Regions from separate parts of the Homo sapiens genome. Here region 1 is linked to region 2. The links are chromatin loops, found by intact Hi-C in ENCODE. Cell type or tissue: PC-3. All regions are shown on one strand. Links, peaks and the distances in the headings refer to the core of each region. The heading gives the core; the rest is flanking DNA. Region 1 overlaps ASPM (assembly factor for spindle microtubules). Region 2 has its middle 40 kb from the start of F13B.

Region 1 (8,719 bases), core at 375-8,374, 100 kb before region 2:
GGAAAAATTCTTATGAATGTTTAAATTGTCAAATCATCATATAGGCTAACTTTTAAAGTGATGATTTTCCTATTCTGGTGTTCAGACAGACACTGATTTATTTTTGTCAGAGAAGCGCGTGTATAGGATTTTTTTTCTTTTTTGCTGTTGGAGACAAGGTCTCACTCCCTCACCCAGTCTGGAGTGCATTGGTGTGATCACAGGTCACTGCAGCCTCCACTTCCCAGGCTCAAGCAATCTTGCTCCCTCAAACTCCTGAGTAGTTGTGACTACCAGTGCACGCCACCATGCCTGGCTAGTTTTTTTTTTTTATTATTTTTTATTTTTGAATAGAAGAGTTCTTGCTATGTTGCCAGAGTTGGTCTTGAACTCCTAGGCTCGAGGAATTCACTTGCCTTGGCCTCCCAAAAGGCTGGGATTACAGGTGTGAGCAATTGTACCTGGCTGGATTTTTGTATTAAAAGGGTCTTTGAATTAGATGCTCTCTAAGCAGTGATCTTAGAGATCACTTAAAAAAAAAGAAAAAAGTTGTTTCTTTTCCAAAAGGGAGCAAAGCCCCATTTTTCGTTCTTTTCTTAAAAGAAAATGTGTTTTATAAAAGATTAAATTACATTTCAAAATTCAATTGGTTTTTAAAAATTATATTCCTTAGAAACTTGACTTTTATTAATTTATAAAAAGGATGGGAACAGATAAACCAGTGAGGAAGTTAATTCATTAGTCCGGATTAGAGATAATCATGTTTGAATTTGTGATAGTAGAGGCGGTGAAAAGTGGCTAGACTTGGAATACATTTTGCAGGTAGAGCTAACAGGTTGCGATGATAGATTGGCCTAAGGAGTAAGCTTGGAGTGGGTGAGGAATAGATTATGTTTTTACCGTCTGAAATTGCATTTTATTGCTGGATTTAAGAATATGTAGAGATATTGTTTAACCAGAAACATTCTTTCTTTTGTTTTTACCCAGTAAATGCTGCTACTCTTCTTTTGGGAATAGAGAATCAACATAAAATAAGTGTTCCTAGAGCACCTACAAAAGAGGAAATGTCTCTCAGAGCTTATACTGCTCGGTGTAGGTTAAACAGACTACGTCGTGCAGCATGCCGTTTGTTTACTTCTGAAAAAATGGTTAAAGCTATTAAAAAGCTTGAAATTGAAATTGAAGCTAGGCGGTTAATTGTTCGAAAAGATAGACACCTATGGAAAGATGTGGGTAAGAAGACTGCAGAAATCTTGACATTAATTCTTTAAAAACATTCAAGAGATTTTGTGTTTTTTTCCCCCGGCTTTATTGACATATAATTGACAGGTAAAACTGGCATATATTTAAGGTATACAACATGATGTTGATATATGTATATATTATTAAATGATTATAACAATCAAGCTAATTAATGTATCTACTCACATAGTTACCTTCTTGTGTGTATGTGTGGTGAAAACATTTAAGAAGTACTCTCAGCAAATTTCAAGTATACAAGTCACTGTTATTAACTATAGTCGTCATGGTGTACATTCGATCTCCAGAATTTATTCATCCTGCGTAACTGAGACTTTATACTCCTTTGACAACATCGCCCCAGTCCCTCTACCCCATTCTCTGGCAACCACCATTCTCTGTGCTTCTATAAATTCAACTTGTTTAGATTTCACATATAAATGAGATCATACAGTATTTGTTTTTCTATGCTTAGGCTATTTCAGTTTGCATAATATCCTCCAGATTGATCCATGTTATCACAAGTGACAGGATTTTCATTTTTAAGACTGAATAGTACTTCATTATATATAAATATATATATATTTATCATATATATTTATTTGTATATATACGTACACACACATACACATACCCCACATTTTCTTTATCCACTTATTCACTAATGGACACTTAGATTGATTCCATATCTTGGATATTGTGGATAATGCTGCAATGAACATAAGAATGCAGGTATCTCTTCCAGATACTGATGTCCCCAAGAGATTTTGTATTTCAAAACTAGGTATACATGCTTTAGCTTTGCTGCCAAAAATCCCACATACTTGAATATGATCATGTATATTTAAGACTATAAGTGTATTTTATTTAAATTAACTTATTTCATATAAGCAAGTATTTTTTTCCCACTGATATACTCTCCTTGAAGTTTTATTTCTTGTCTCTATTTGATTATCAATTTGAACTTATTTGCCTTTGACATGCATTTCAGGAGAACGTCAGAAAGTCCTGAATTGGCTGTTGTCCTACAATCCTTTGTGGCTTCGAATTGGTCTAGAGGTAAGCATATATTTCAGGTTTCTAAAATAATATTTTTTTATTATATACTTTTTGTAGAATAGACTCATTTTATTACAATGTAGTTTTACTTATAAAAGTTGAAAGTCATTAGGTTAGCTTGATTCATCTTTTAGTATAAAATGTAATACCCGTTAATAAATGCTTATTAGGTAAATAGACTATGCCATTATATATTATTACACCATATTGTAATACAACATTTTACTGTACAGTCTCTTTAAACATAATTTGGTGTTGCACGTAATGACAACTATAGTAAACTCATTTTTGCAAATTTACAAATGCCAAAACGAGGCTGCTGTGAATACATTTTCTAATTTAAATTTCTTAAAACCCAGTGAAGTATGTATTATTATTTCCACTTCACTAACGAAACAGAAGCTTAGATGTTAAAGTGACTTGCCCTGGCCAGGTGTGGTGGCTCATGCTGTAATCCGAGCACTTTGGGAGACTGAGGTGAGCTGATCGTGAGGTCAGGAGATGGAGACCATCCTGGCTAACATGGTGAAACCCTATCTCTACTAAAAATACAAAAAAATCAGCCAGGCGTGATGGTGGGCGCGTGTAGTCCCAGCTACTTGGGAGGCTGAGGCAGGAGAATGAGGGGAACCCGGGAGGTGGAGCTTGCAGTTAGCCGAGATCGCACGACTGCACTCCAGCCTGGGCCTGGGTGACAGAGCGAGACTCCTTCTCAAAAAAAAAAAAAGTGACTTGCCCTATGCCAATTATTTGGTCAGGAGTTGAACCTATACCAATCTGATTAAATAGTACTCATAAAAATGTCATCAGGATTTGCATTCTTTACATAGTTCTTGGCTCTGTAATACCTAGAATGTTGAAACTGACTGAATTAGAAAGATACTATTAGTAATTGGCTGTTTAAAGACATTTTTATTAAAAGTATCTTTTGTGCGTCTGTATTCTTTAGTTTTTTGCTAGTATGCTTTCACATTTTTTCTAGGTTTCTTACCTTCTTAATGTAGGGTCTCCCATTACTATTTCAGTTTATTCCAGGTTTTGGAATAGAAGAGTCTTTGGGACCGAACAGGATCTTTGTAATAATCTGGCTTTTATATACCAATAAATTGAGGCCCAGAGAGAATAAATAATAAGCTTACTGTGGTTACACAGCATTGTGGTGTCATTGCTGGGATTTCTTATTTCAATTCCAGTGTCCTTTCCCTTTAAATAGTTGGCAAGTTACAGATCAACTAGCTCTGCTTCACATATGAAAGAATTCTGGAACCTCAATTGAAATAGAGCCCCCCATATTTGGGACATAGCTTTTTTGTGGCAAAAATAAAATCAAGAACTTTGTGTGGAACCTTGCAATGCTTTTTAAAACCTCTTGGATGTAATTTGTATCATCTCCACCCACATTCCATTGGCCAAAGCACATTATGTAGCTAAGCACAAACTAGTTAGGAATGTATTAACCTCCCACAAGTCACAGCAAATTTATGGCAGGTGGTGGGGATGTATAATCTTTTTACAGGTACCTTATTACTACACCCTAGGATTCTTTAAATAAATGTACGTGAGGATTTTAAGAAAATTTCAAAGGCCAAAAAAAGTAAATAAAGTTAAATTCCTCTATTTTGGTAGGTAATAATTAATACTTTTCCATGCTTTAATCTTTATATTTTGTCAATGTAGGGTTGCAGAATTTGATATTTTTTAAGTTTTTCCTAATTGCTTTAAAAATTATTAATAAGCATGCTAATGTTAAACTAATTTTATATTTAAATCATTGATTATAAACAGACCTGTGCTTTCCAAATTATCTTGGATGATTTGCAGATGTTTTCTACATTGATAACTATCATAAAAATTTGAATATTTAGGTTTCTGTTATAACTTCACGATGTACTTAATGGGACAGTTATAAATAAATTTGAACAACATGCCTATATTTGATAGTTCTTTAACTTAAATGAAAAAATTAAAATGGGAATGTTGCTCGTCAGATGATTAAGACTTATCTTAGTCCTGAGCTTTGTCTTTTTGCATTGCAACGTATACTATATACAATAAGATATACATAAATCATATATGCATAGTTTAAAGAAGTTATTTAGCAAATAACCATGTCATTTAGAAAGTAGAACATTGCCAGTTCCTTAGGTTATGGTCTGCCATTCCTCAGTCACTTCCCTTTGTTTCTTAGAGATAGCATAATTCTGACTTTGGCTTTAATTTATTTTCAGACAACTTATGGAGAACTCATATCTTTGGAAGATAACAGTGATGTCACAGGGTTGGCTATGTTTATTCTGAATCGCCTACTTTGGAATCCTGATATAGCAGCTGAGTATAGACACCCCACTGTTCCTCACCTGTATAGAGATGGTAAGTATCTCTGCCTCTCCTACATTCTCTCCACATTATACATGAATGGCTTATTGTCATTCTTCCTGTTTCTGTTTACATTTTCCTTTCTCAAAGAAACCAATCTAAATAAGTCTCTGCTTCTAGTACTCTCCCTTCCTCCACCCTCATTCCCCGTTAATTCCTCCATCACTATTTATAATTCTATCTGTTGTCTCTACCCATCCTCTCCCCCCAGTAGGTTGTAAGTCCTATGGGGGTCATGTTTGTTGTAATTTGGTACTGTATATCTAACACCTACGATGGTGCCTGCATGTAGTAGGTGTTCATTAAATATTTGTTGAGTAAGACCAACTAAATCTCTTGATGCCTCTGTGCCTGTTTCCTCATCTATGAATTGAAAATATTAAGTGGTGCATACTTGTCCCATAGAGATATTGGGAGGATTAAATGGATTTATACACATAAAGCACTAAAAAAGGCACATAGTGTTTTATTTGTGCTTGCTACCCTACACTTTTTGTTTTACTAACACCTTATTATTATTATTATCATATTTTAAGATGAAACCTACCTTTCATAGATTAACTTGCTGTGCTTTTTTGTACTTTATTTAAGGTCATGAAGAAGCTTTGTCCAAGTTTACATTGAAAAAGTTATTGTTGTTGGTCTGTTTTCTTGATTATGCTAAAATTTCCAGACTCATTGATCATGATCCTTGTCTCTTCTGTAAAGATGCCGAATTCAAGGTATGCTTTTCATTGTATGCTTTATATTTTATATTTCCCATTTACGACTTTTGCTTGCTTTCATGGTATGTTTTCTCTTTAGAAAAAAAATTAGTTTTCCAAAGAATAATACTCAGAGGAGTAAAATAGGAATGCCTGTCTGGTGAGTCCCATCAGTAATTCTAACCATCCCTCGTTTTTATTGGTTTACCTTTCATCAGCACATTATCATTACTCTTAATTTTGACTTGAAAATGGATTAAACTATGCTTCTGAAGATTTAATTTTTGAGAAAATTTCTTCCCTAATTTTGATGTAGTATATAATCAAGTTAATGCTAGTTTTTATAGTGTATTATTATGAGCAACTTTTAGAAAGATCTTAAGTTGGAAATATGTATGAAGTTTGCATTATTAATGTATAATATGAAACTTTTTATATTATTTTATTTTTATATGTACAGAATGATTTGGAGGATTTGTTTTTATTATAAGCAAAATTATAATATTGGAATATAATATCTGGAACTTATTTCTTTATAGGCTAGTAAAGAAATCCTTTTGGCTTTTTCACGAGATTTCCTAAGTGGTGAAGGTGACCTTTCCCGTCACCTTGGCTTATTGGGATTACCTGTTAACCATGTTCAGACACCATTTGATGAATTTGATTTTGCCGTTACAAATCTTGCCGTAGACTTGCAATGTGGAGTGCGCCTTGTGTACGTATAAGAAATAGAATTATTTTGCTTAATGGAATAGACTAACATTTTCTGGAAAACACTTTTTTTGTAATTATTCAATCTTGCTCTTTCAAGTAGTACAATAAATTTAGTACTGAAAAAAATTGAGGTTTTTTTTTTTTTTTCAGGGAAGTGGTACATCAATGTTATGTCCAGAAACCTTGTCTCCTATCCACACCTTTTTTCCTGATGGCATGTGACTGGGACTCATGGATAATAATTACTGATGTCTCAGAATAGGAGTTGGGAAGACCATTAAACTAATTAAAATATCAAACATTGAAATAACACTTTTTTTTTTTTTTGAGACGGAGTCTTGCTCTGTTGCCCAGTCTGGAGGGCACTGGCAAGGTCTCGGCTCACTGCAAGCCTACCTCCTGGGTTCACGCCATTCTCCTGCCTCAGCCTCCGGAGTAGCTGGGACTGCAGGTGCCCACCACCACGCCCAGCTAATTTTTTGTATTTTTAGTAGAGACGGGGTTTCACCGTGTTAGCCAGGATGGTCTCGATCTTCTGACCTCGTGATCCGCCTGCCTCGGCCTCCCAAAGTTCTGGGATTACAGGCATGAGCCACCGTGCCTGGCCAAAATGACACTTTTTATTGACAGTGGTTTCATGAATTTTATATCATTTGAGACCATTTTTAGTAGTATTAACCTTGTTTTACATATGAGGAAAATAAGATGAAGTGGTAGAATAGATTGCCCAAGTTTTCCACAGTGGAATTGAGACATAAACTCATGAAATCTGACTTCAAATTACACAATATTTCCTCAATAACAAACTGGAATGCTCAAAATTGGCTTTGGTATGTATGATGGATAGCCAGTTTTGCTTAGAAGGAATGGCCTTTAGCATTTTGCCATGATTGGCCTCTTCAGGGTATCTGGGTTGGAGATACTCATTTTATTTCTAGGGAACTCTCCAAAATATATATTATATCCTTATCAAGGAAGCACTTTTGGGGTCAAGGCAAGAGATTTCTTTAAAGCAATGAAAGTTTTTTTCTCTGTGTATTTAGGAAGTTGCTATGCCTCAAAACAGCTAGTTAAATGTTGACGTATGGGGAGCACAGATTTAATGGTCTTTATAAAATATCTCTGCTACAGTAAAACTTAACAAACTCTTTAGCTGACCCTGGTACATTTTTGTCAGATTTTAAATTGCTTGTATTGTAGCTAAAATTAATTGCAGGCAGTCTTCATGTTAAAATTCATGTTGTCTAAAACTCAACTGAATAGGAAAGAAGCTATTTGGATATACTTTTTAATTTCTTTGTTTCGACTAGAGATAACTTTAGAGTATAAACTAGAAAACCTTATATCCATGTTTCATGGAGACCAATTGAAAGAACTGTGAATATTTAGAGAAATAGAACAGAAGAGAAAACTCTGGGGCATAAATGTTTTAAGATATTTGAAGAACTGTCTTATAATAAAAGGTGATTAAATTGTTTATTGCCAAGCAAAATAAGTATGCATGAACAATGAAAATTTCAGGAAGATGAATGTGGGTTTGGTTTAAAAACTTGCCAATATTCAGACGTGTCTTTATCAAACAACCAGTTCACAGTGTTGGAAGGTTCAAGCAGAGGTCAGAGGACCGCTTGGCCAGAATGGAGGAATTCTTTGACATTTATGAGGACAAGATCCTAGATTTTTATGAATCTCCGGTTTTTGAAAAACAGTTTACATGTCCCTTGCCTTCTTTTAGGCTAAATTTCCATGAACATTCTTTTCTTTCTGATCAGTATTCTCACAAGTTAATAGTCTTTTTACTGCAGCTTTGTCTCACTTTAGCAGTTCCATATGAGCTAAGATCATTTTGCTTAAAATATTTCACATTTTTTTAGTTGGTTAATTTGTTTATTTAATAAATTCAAGCTACCACATCAATATTCTGGCCAATAGGAATTGTTTTTATACTTTTTCCACTTTCTAGGAGGAACAAGGATTGGTTTAATGTTCAGTGCTATTTTTCCACAAAGAAAGTCCCCCTCCCTTTTTTTTTTTTTTTTTTTTTTTTTTTTGAGACAGAGTCTCACTCTGTCACCCAGGCTGGCGTGCAGTGGCACGATCTCGGCTCACTGCAGCCTCTGCCTCTGTGTTCTAGCGATTCTCCTGCCTCAGCTCCATGAGTAGCTGGGACTATAGGTGTGCACCACCATGCCTATTTAATTTTTGTATTTTCAGTGGAGACGGGGTTTCACCATGTTGGTCAGGCTGGTCTTGAACTCCTGACCTCAGGTGATCCACCCACCTCAGCCTCCCAAAATGTTGGGATTACAGGCGTGAGCCACCGCGGCTGGCCAGAAAGCCCATTTTTATGCTTTTACAGGAGTTACTGAGGATTTAGCACTGTTGGATGTTGATGTTATTTAGTCGGTTAGGAATTCTAAGTAGTTAAGAGATCAATCTTGTATAACCAAATTTCTGTTTTGATAAGTGTCAGCAAAATGACTGTTTTATAAATCTTTGAAGTCACTTGAGAATGCTTTGGGATGGTTACTCTATTAATGCCATGGGTGATGGGTTGGTCTACAATTGACTGGATGGTTGGCCTAGAATTATCTTAAGTCTCTTTCTAGCCTTTAGAGACTATGGTTGTATAAGTAATTCTACCAGCT
Region 2 (8,719 bases), core at 530-8,529:
AAGCAACTCTGGGGTCAAAAAATAAATATAAACTAAAATGACAGAATTTCTAGAAAACAATAAAGAAAACATCACATATCAGAATTTATAGGATATTAACTAAAGCAGTAATCAGAGTAAAATATTAGCTTCAAATATATCAATCAATATAAAAATGAGAATAAATAATTCTAAACAAATAAATCTGTAAACTAGAGAAAGAACAACAAAGAAAGCCAAAGAGAAAAAGGAAGAAATTAATACAACTAAATATAAACCTTAATGAACTAGGAAATACAAAAGTAGTATATAAAAGTCTGAATTTTTAAAAACGATACAATAGAAAGATACAGATGAAACAAATATAAATAACAAGAAATAATACGGAGTAAATAACTTCTCAACTAACTGAAAATTGTCTTCTATACTTATTATTCATTTTTTTTAATCTGAAATGCATATATGTTTGGGAACATGTATTGGGAACACATGTATGTTTCAGCCTTTATTTTACTAGGTGCCTCTGTGGCAGTGAATATTCACTATTCCCTCCTTCTTGGAAAACTGCTTTTTCTTGGCTTCTATCATTCCACTTTCTCCTGGTTATGCTTCTACGTTTCTGATTACTATTCTTGACCTTGTACGTAGTCTTTTTACTCCTACTTCTGCCCATTAAATAAAGTTTGCACTACTTAGGGTTTCATCATCTGCTTTTTGCCCTTCTCAATCCACATCTTTTCCCAAAACTCTTCTCACAGGTTCAGACTCATATGTAACTTCATGAAAGTGAAGTAATAAAAATTGAATTTATGTTACCACTCCCCCGCATCCCCCGCCTCTCTCCCTCTCTGTCTTGGTTTCTTTCTCTCTCTGTCTCTCTCTCTCTCTTCCTCCTCTTGCTATGGATATAATCATTCATCTAATCATGAAGGTTATAAACCTGGCTTTTGTCCTGATTCCTTTATCCACTTGGTTCCTATACCACTTTTATTCAATCACTAAATCCAGCTAATTTTACCTCTGAAATAATTCTTGAATTTACAGTTTCTTTCATTTTTGCTATCATGACTGTGGTTCAGGTTCTCATAGTCTTACTCTTGGACTAATGAAATTAGCCTACTCCAAATTTATCTATCTGCCTCTAGTCTTGCTTCTTCTCTGAATCATATTTCACATGACTTTCAGAATTATCTACTAAATGCAAACTTTCTTCATCTCTATTCTATCTAAAACCCTACAAAATCTCTGCATTCTCTTTAGGACAAGCCTACTTTTTATTCTAGCATGCAGGTCCTCTGTAAATTGTCTCTTTTCTATCACATTGCTCTTATTACAGTGTGCTCTTTATCCTCAACAATATAAGCTTACTTAATATTTCTCTTCATACAAAATGTGCTTTTTCATCTCTGCATATTGGTAGTTTGATTTCTTCTGCCAAGAATGTTATACTCATCCCCAACAACTCTCACTCAGCTACTGAGAGTCAGATCACAGTCATCTCTTTCAGGAAACCATTCCTGACTCTCCTTCCTCCAGATTGGATGATATGCTCATCAACCCTCCTTGAACACATTTACATTGTGTCATTTCTCATTATATATATTATATATGCAGTTGTGTATAACATGCATGCATATATATTATATATGCATATATTAATTACTATTCAATTAATAATGCCTTTTAATTGTGTATTTAATAATGCATATTAATTAATAATGCATATATTAATATATATTTGTACTATGTATATATAAAACACACACATATATATATAGTTGTTTGAACAAAATCTTTTTTTTTGTTTTTAACTTGGGTTTTTCAAAAACGTTATTGTGGTAAGAAAACTTATATGAGATCCACCCTATAAAAAATTTTAAGTGCACAATATAGTATTTTTGACTATAGGTACAATGTTGTACAGCAGATCTCTAGAGCTTATTAATCCAGTTTATCTCAAACTTTATGCCTATTGACTAGTAACTCCTCATTTTCCCCTCTTCCTCCCCCAGTAACCACCATTCTACTTTTTGATTCTGTGATTTTGACTATATTAGTTACCTCATGTAAGTGTAATCATGCAGTATTTGTCTTTCTGTGTCTCACAGTGTATTGAAAAGTTCTGCTTATGACTATCTCCACAAGCACCTTAGTGCCTTGAAAGAGGAAAGCGTGTTTTACATTTTCATCCTCTAATGCTGATGCAGTCCGTTGCATATGCTAGCTACATTGTTTCCTGAGTAAAACTGAAAATCATCACAATCGCTTAAAATTTCTATTTAAAAGTATTTCTATTTAAAACTTTTAATGTAATTATAACACTAATTATATAGTCACTAAACATTTTCTCTATTAACTAGATACCTAACATTTTCCTTTCTCTGTTGCCTCCTTACTCTGCCTTTTGCATTTCTTTTTTTTTGACAAAGTCTTGCTCTGTCACTCAGACTGGAGTGCAGTGGTGCCATCGCAACTCACAGCAGCCTCAATCTCCTGAGCTTAACTAATACTCCCACTTCAGCCTCCCTAGTAGCTGGAACCACACGTGTGTGCCACCACACCTGGTTAATTTTTGTGTTTTTTGTAAAGATGGGGTTTTGCCCTGTTGCCCAAGCTGGTCTTGAATTCCTGAGCTCAAGCAATCTGTCTGCCTTAGCCTCCCAAAGTGCTGGGATTACAAGCATAAGCTACCATGTGGGCCAGTTTTTCTTTTTTATTTACCCATATTTAAGGAAAGAAAACAAGGAATATATACATAATAATTCTTTACAATACTGATATTAAGCATTACTCCCAATAGCCAAGATATAGAAACAACCTAAGTGTCTGTCCATAAATGAAGAAAGAAAATGTGGCCAGTCTGGTGGCCCACACCTGTAATCCCAGCACTTTGGGAGTCCGAGGGAGGAGGGTTGCGTGAAGCCAGGAGTTCGAGGCTAGCTTGGGCAACATCGTGAGACCTCATCTCTACAAAAAATAAAAAAATTAGCTGGGCATGGTGGTGCTCATCTGTAGTCCCAGCTACTCAGGAGGCTGAGGAGGGAGGATTGATTGAGCCTGGGAGTTCAAGGCTGCAGTGAGCTAAGATCATACGACTACACTGCAACAGAGTGAAACCGAGTCTCCAAAAAAAAAAAAATAAATAAAATAAAAGAGAAAGAAAAATGTAACATATACATACAATTAAATATTATTCAGCCTTAAAAAAGAAGGAAATCCCGTTGGTTGCAACATGATGATTTGAAGATTCTAGAGGATATTAATATTATGTTAAGTGAAATAAACAGAAAAAAAGTGAAAAAAAAACAGAAAGAAAAATACTGTATGATGTCACTTATATGTGGAATTTTGAAAACATGAACTCATAGAAACCAAGAGTTGAAGAGTAGTTACCAGGAGTCAGAAGTGGGAGAAAAGGGAAGCTGTTGGTCAAACTGTATAAACTTACAGTTATAAGATGACTAAATTCAGAGACCTTTTGTACAGCATGATGACTACAGTTAATAATAATATATTGCATACCTGATATTTACCAAGAGAGTAGATCCTAAATATTCTCACCACAAACGAAAGGTAAGTATGTGAGGTAACAGGTATATTAGTTAGCTTGATTGTGGTAGTCATTTCACCATGTGCACATAGATCAAAACATCACGTTGTACATCTTGAATATATTTAATTTTATTTGTCAGTTATGTATCAATAAAGCTGAAGAAAAGAGTAGTACTTGATTGCATGTACTGAACAATCAGGCCTGTTAATAATTTAATATTGTTTGTGCTAGTAGTTGTGGTTACCTCAATATATATTGTGCACAGTAAACTTGTAGCACCAGAGTTGTCAGAGTAAACATCAGCACCTCGAGAGGATAAAAAAAATTGATTTCTGTCTGGACACAGTGACTCATGCCTGTAATCCCAACACTTTGGGAGGCCGAGATGGGCGGATCACTTGAGGAGTTTCAGACCAGCCCGGCCAACATGGTAAAACCCTACCTCTAATAAAAATACAAAAAATTAGCCAGGCGCGGTGGTGTGTGCCTATAATTCCAGCTACTCAGGAGACTGAGGCACAAGAATCACTTGAACCCAGGAGGTGGAAGTTGCAGTGAGCAGAGATGGTGTCACTGTACTTTAGCCTGGGTGACAGAGGGAGACTCCTTCTCAAAAAAAAAAAAAAAGAAAAGAAAAGAAAGAAAGAAAAAGAAAAAGAAAAAAGAAAAAAGAAAAAAAAATGTATTTCCTTTTTGGAAAATGAACACTGCCACCTTATGTGAGGGTATATACTAAATCACTCTTTGCTTCAATAAAAATAAGCAAATATTGCTGAGATAAGAGCTTTATTTAACATTTGATCAAAACCTTTTATTAGAAGTGTTTCTGTACTCCAGACTTACTTCTTTATAAATTCTCCCTTTTGTGATTGAATGTATATACTCTTAATTTTCCTAAAAATTCATGATATTTCAAAGAATGAAATCTAAATATTTTCCCACTTTTCCATATATTATTAGAAGTAATTTTGTTCAAAGTGCTGTTGAAATCCACATGTGACCCATGACATGCTGAGATACAACCATCTGCAAACTTTATAAAAAGAAAAGGAGTTCAAAATAATTTGTCAAACATCTATTTAGACAATTTTCCCTCCACTACTTTATACTTCTGTTTAACCTATATTTATTATTAATCTATCATTAGCTTTTGTCTGCATAAAAATGTACATTTGAAAGATGAGCCTTTAAGTTTTATTAATATAATTTTAGTGTTACTATGAGTAGTACTTGTTTTATTACATATTCGGAGCTCTATTTTAGTAAGAAAAATTAACAGATTTCTAAATCACAATTTAAACTTTTAACTACATTCATTTTTAAACATACATTTGCTTATATTTCTGGTTATATTATTTTAGTTATAGAAACAAAAAAAAAAGCCCAAATAGCCAAAGCAATGCTGAGAAAAAAAAAAACAAAACAGAAAACAAACAAACAAAAAACAAAACAAAAGGCATCACATTACCTGACTCCAAACCACACTATAAGGCTACATTAATCAAAACTGCATGTCACTGGTACAAAGACAGACATATACACCAATGGAACAGAAGGATCCCAGAAATGAAGCTGAAGCTGTACACCTACAAACCATTTGATCTTTGAAAAAGTTCACAAAAATAAACAATGGGGGAAAGGATGCCCTATTTAATAAATGGTGCTGAGATACCTGGCTAGCTATGCAGAAGAATGAAACTAGACCCCTAATCTTACCCTATATACAAAAATTAACTCAAGATGGAGTAAAGATTTAAATGTAAGACCTCAAACTATAAAAACCTTAGAAGAAAACCTAGGAAATACTATTTTGGACATCAACCTTGGCAAATAATTTATGACTAAGTCCTCAAAAGCAATTGCAACAATACCAAAAATGGACAAGTGGGGCCTAGTTAAACTGAAAAGCTTCCTTCACAGCAAAACAGCAACAACAGCAAACACATCAACAGGGTAAACAGACAACCTACAGAATGGAAGAAACTATTCACAAGCTATGCATGTGCCAAAGTTTTAACATCAGAATCTGTAAGAAACTTAATTCAACAAACAAAGTAACCCCATTATAAAATGGGCAAAGGACATGAACAGATACTTCTCAAAAGAATATACACAATCAGTCATAAACATGAAAAAACTCCCAACATTACTAATCATCAGAGAAATGCAAATCAAAATCACAATGAGATGCCATCTCACATGAGTAAGAATGCTTATTATTAAAAAGTAAAAAAATAACAGATGCTGGTGAGTCTGTGGAGAAAAGGGAACACTTATATCCTGTTGGTGGGAGTGTAAATTACTTTAGCCACTGTGGAAAGCAGTTTGGCAATTTCTCAAAGAACTTAAAATAGGACTACCATTCGACCCAGCAATCTCATTACTGGATATATACTTGAAGAGCTATAAATCATCCTACCATAAAGACAAATGCATGCATATGTTCATCAAAGCATTATTCACAATAGCAAAGATATGGAATCAATGTAGGTGCCCATCCATGGTGGATTGGATAAAGAAAATGTGGTACATACACACCATGGAATATTATGCAGCCACAAAAAGAAAAAAAACTGTGTCCTTTGCAGCAACATGGATGCAGCTAGAGGCCATTATCCTAAGTGAATTAACACAGGAACAGAAAACCAAATACTATATATTCTTACTTATAAGTGGGAGCTAAATATCGAGTACTTACGGACACACAGAGAGCAACAATAAATACTGCAGATTACTAGGGAGGGGAGAAAGGGAAGAGGGAAAGGGCTGAAAAACTACCTATTGGGTTCTATGTTCACTACCTGGGTGACGGAATCATTCATATGGCAAACTTCAGCATCACACAATACGCCCATGTAACAAATCTGCACATGTACCCCCTAAACCTAAAATAAAAGTTGAAATTAAAAAAAAAGAAATCATGAAAGTCCCTACTCTGTCAGATTCTTAGTTTTCAATGTACACAAACACACCAAATGAAAGTAGAGTCTGGGGTATTAAGATACAGTAATGGGCGTGCTCAGTTAATATCCCCAGGACAGTTACGTGACATGTTCAGTACTTTTGCCAAGGGGGTAGAGCCTTAATCACAACAAAGTGGTGGGGTACTAAGCAGACAAAAACAAGATAGAGTAGGATTGTTTAGCAGTGCTGAGTCATGAATTTTTAGAGATACTAATCTTTTTTTTTTTTTTGCCTTTCTTTACAACACTTGGCTGCTTATGTACATAAATGGAGAAGATGGATGTGTAAGTTTATTCAGCCATGAGTATTTGCTAGACTGTGCAATCAAAAGGAAAGTGGGGCAAGAGATTTAAGGTTGCTTGCAAAAGAATTATTTGGAATGTGAGCTATTTAATTTGAAGAGAGACATGAAGAAAGAGTAAATACTGGAGACTACTAAAGGATGTGAGAAAGTAGTAGGGGCATTAAGTTAAAAGTATCAATGTGTTAAAACAGTATTTCCATGGAAGTGTGAGTAAGCTAGTCAGAAGAAATAAATATGGTAATTAATGAGCAGAATATATGAATTTGTGACTTTGGAAATTGAGGAGTTTCAGATGATGGGAAAGACTGTACTTTGGCAATAGGAACATAAAGTCGAGAAAAGTGGCAACAGAGATGAGGCAATAAAGGATTGAGAAGCAAATTTGTTGAGTGGTACAACAAAGCAGATATTAATGCTAACAGAGATGAAAGGATTTGGAGTGAGGAAGAAAACTGAGCCAGGAGGTACTAGTAATTAGTGATTGAGGGGGAAAGTTCAGAACATTTACCGATGACACCAGTATTAGCCTTTTTTCACACTGCTATAAAGAGCTACTGGAGACTGAGTAATTTATAAAGGAAAAAGATTTAATTGATTCACAATTCTGCATGGGTGGGGAGGCCTCAGAACTTACAATCATGGCAGAAGGTAAAGGGGAAGCAAGGGCCTTTTCATATAGCAGCAGGGGAGAGAGAGAGAGAGAGAGAGAGAGACAGCAAGGAAGTACCACACTATAAAACCATTAGCTCTCATGAGAACTCACTCACTATCATGAGAACAGCATGTGGGAAACCACCCCCATGGTCCAATCACCTCTCACCAGGTCCCTCTCTTGACATGTAGGGATTACAATTTCAGATGAGATTTGGGTGGGGACACAGAATCAAACGATATCATTCCACCCCTGGTCTCTTCCAAATCTCATGTCCTTTTCACATTTCAGAACCAATCATGCCTTCCCAACAGTCGCCCAAAGTCTTAACACATTCCAGCATTAACTCAAAAGTCCAATTCCAAAGTCTCATCTGACAAAGCAAGTCCCTTCTGACCATGAGCTGTTAAAATCAAACAAGTTAGTTACTTCCAAGATACAATGGGGGTACAGGCACTGGGTAAATGTTCTCATTCCAAATGGAAGAACTTGGCCAAACCAAAGGGGCTGCAGGCCCCATGCAAATCTGAAAACTGGCAGGGCACTTATTAAATCTTAAAGCACCAAAATAAACTCCTTTGATTCCGTGTCTCACATCCAAAACACAATGATGCAAGAGGTGGGCTCCCAAGGCCTTGGGCTGCTCTGCCCCTGTGGCTTTGCAGGGTACAGCCCCCGCAGCTTATTTCACAGGCTGGTGTTGAGTGCCTGCGACTTTTCTGGTGCACAATGCAAGCTGTTGGTGGATATACCATTCTGGGATCTAGAGGGTGGTAACCGTATTCTCACAGCTCCACTAGGCAGTCTCCCAGTGGGGACTCTGTGTGGAAGCTCCAACCCCATGTTTCCCTTCTGCATTGCCCTAGTAGAGATTCTCCATGAGGGCTCTGCTCCTGCAGCAGACTTCTGGCTGGTCATCAAGGCATTTCCATACATCCTCTGAAATTTAGGCAGAGGCTCTCAAAGCTCAACTCTTATCTTCTGCACACCTGCAGCCCCAACACTTGGAAGCCACCAAGGCTTGGGGCTTGCATCCTCTGAAGAAACAGCCCAAGATGTACCTCGATCCGTTTTAGCCACTGCTGGAGCTGGAGTGACTGGGACACAAGGGGCCATGTCCCAAGGCTGCACAGAGTAGCAGGGCCCTGGGCCCAGCCCACAAAACCATTTTTCCCTCCTGGGCTTCCAGGCTTGTGATGGGAGGGGCTGCCGTGAAGATCTCCGAAATGCTCAGGAGACATTTTCTCCCTTGTCTTGATTATTAACA

The links. Peaks named below come from ENCODE experiments on the same cell type or tissue, not always from the same donor. Only the 100,000 strongest peaks of a DNase experiment are listed, where the experiment ranks them.
Region 1: a loop joins it to region 2, with 4 times the contacts of the local background. A loop is called at or near these places in 2 of 110 quality-filtered maps.

What each region holds. Positions count from the first base shown.
Region 1 is chr1:197,125,843-197,134,561 of GRCh38, reverse strand. It overlaps ASPM (assembly factor for spindle microtubules), which reads left to right. Exons shown (of 28, transcript NM_018136.5): 6 at 967-1,212; 7 at 2,210-2,277; 8 at 4,506-4,647; 9 at 5,245-5,375; 10 at 5,897-6,072. Among named protein-coding and RNA genes, the nearest start is that of ASPM, 16 kb to the left of the region's middle. In PC-3, for the core only: no CTCF peak of the experiment used is centred there; DNase peaks (open chromatin) are centred at 3,051 and 3,701; H3K4me3 peaks cover 1,466 bases; H3K27ac peaks cover 1,465 bases.
Region 2 is chr1:197,022,701-197,031,419 of GRCh38, reverse strand. No RefSeq gene overlaps it. Among named protein-coding and RNA genes, the nearest start is that of F13B, 40 kb to the left of the region's middle. In PC-3, for the core only: no CTCF peak of the experiment used is centred there; no DNase peak of the experiment used is centred there.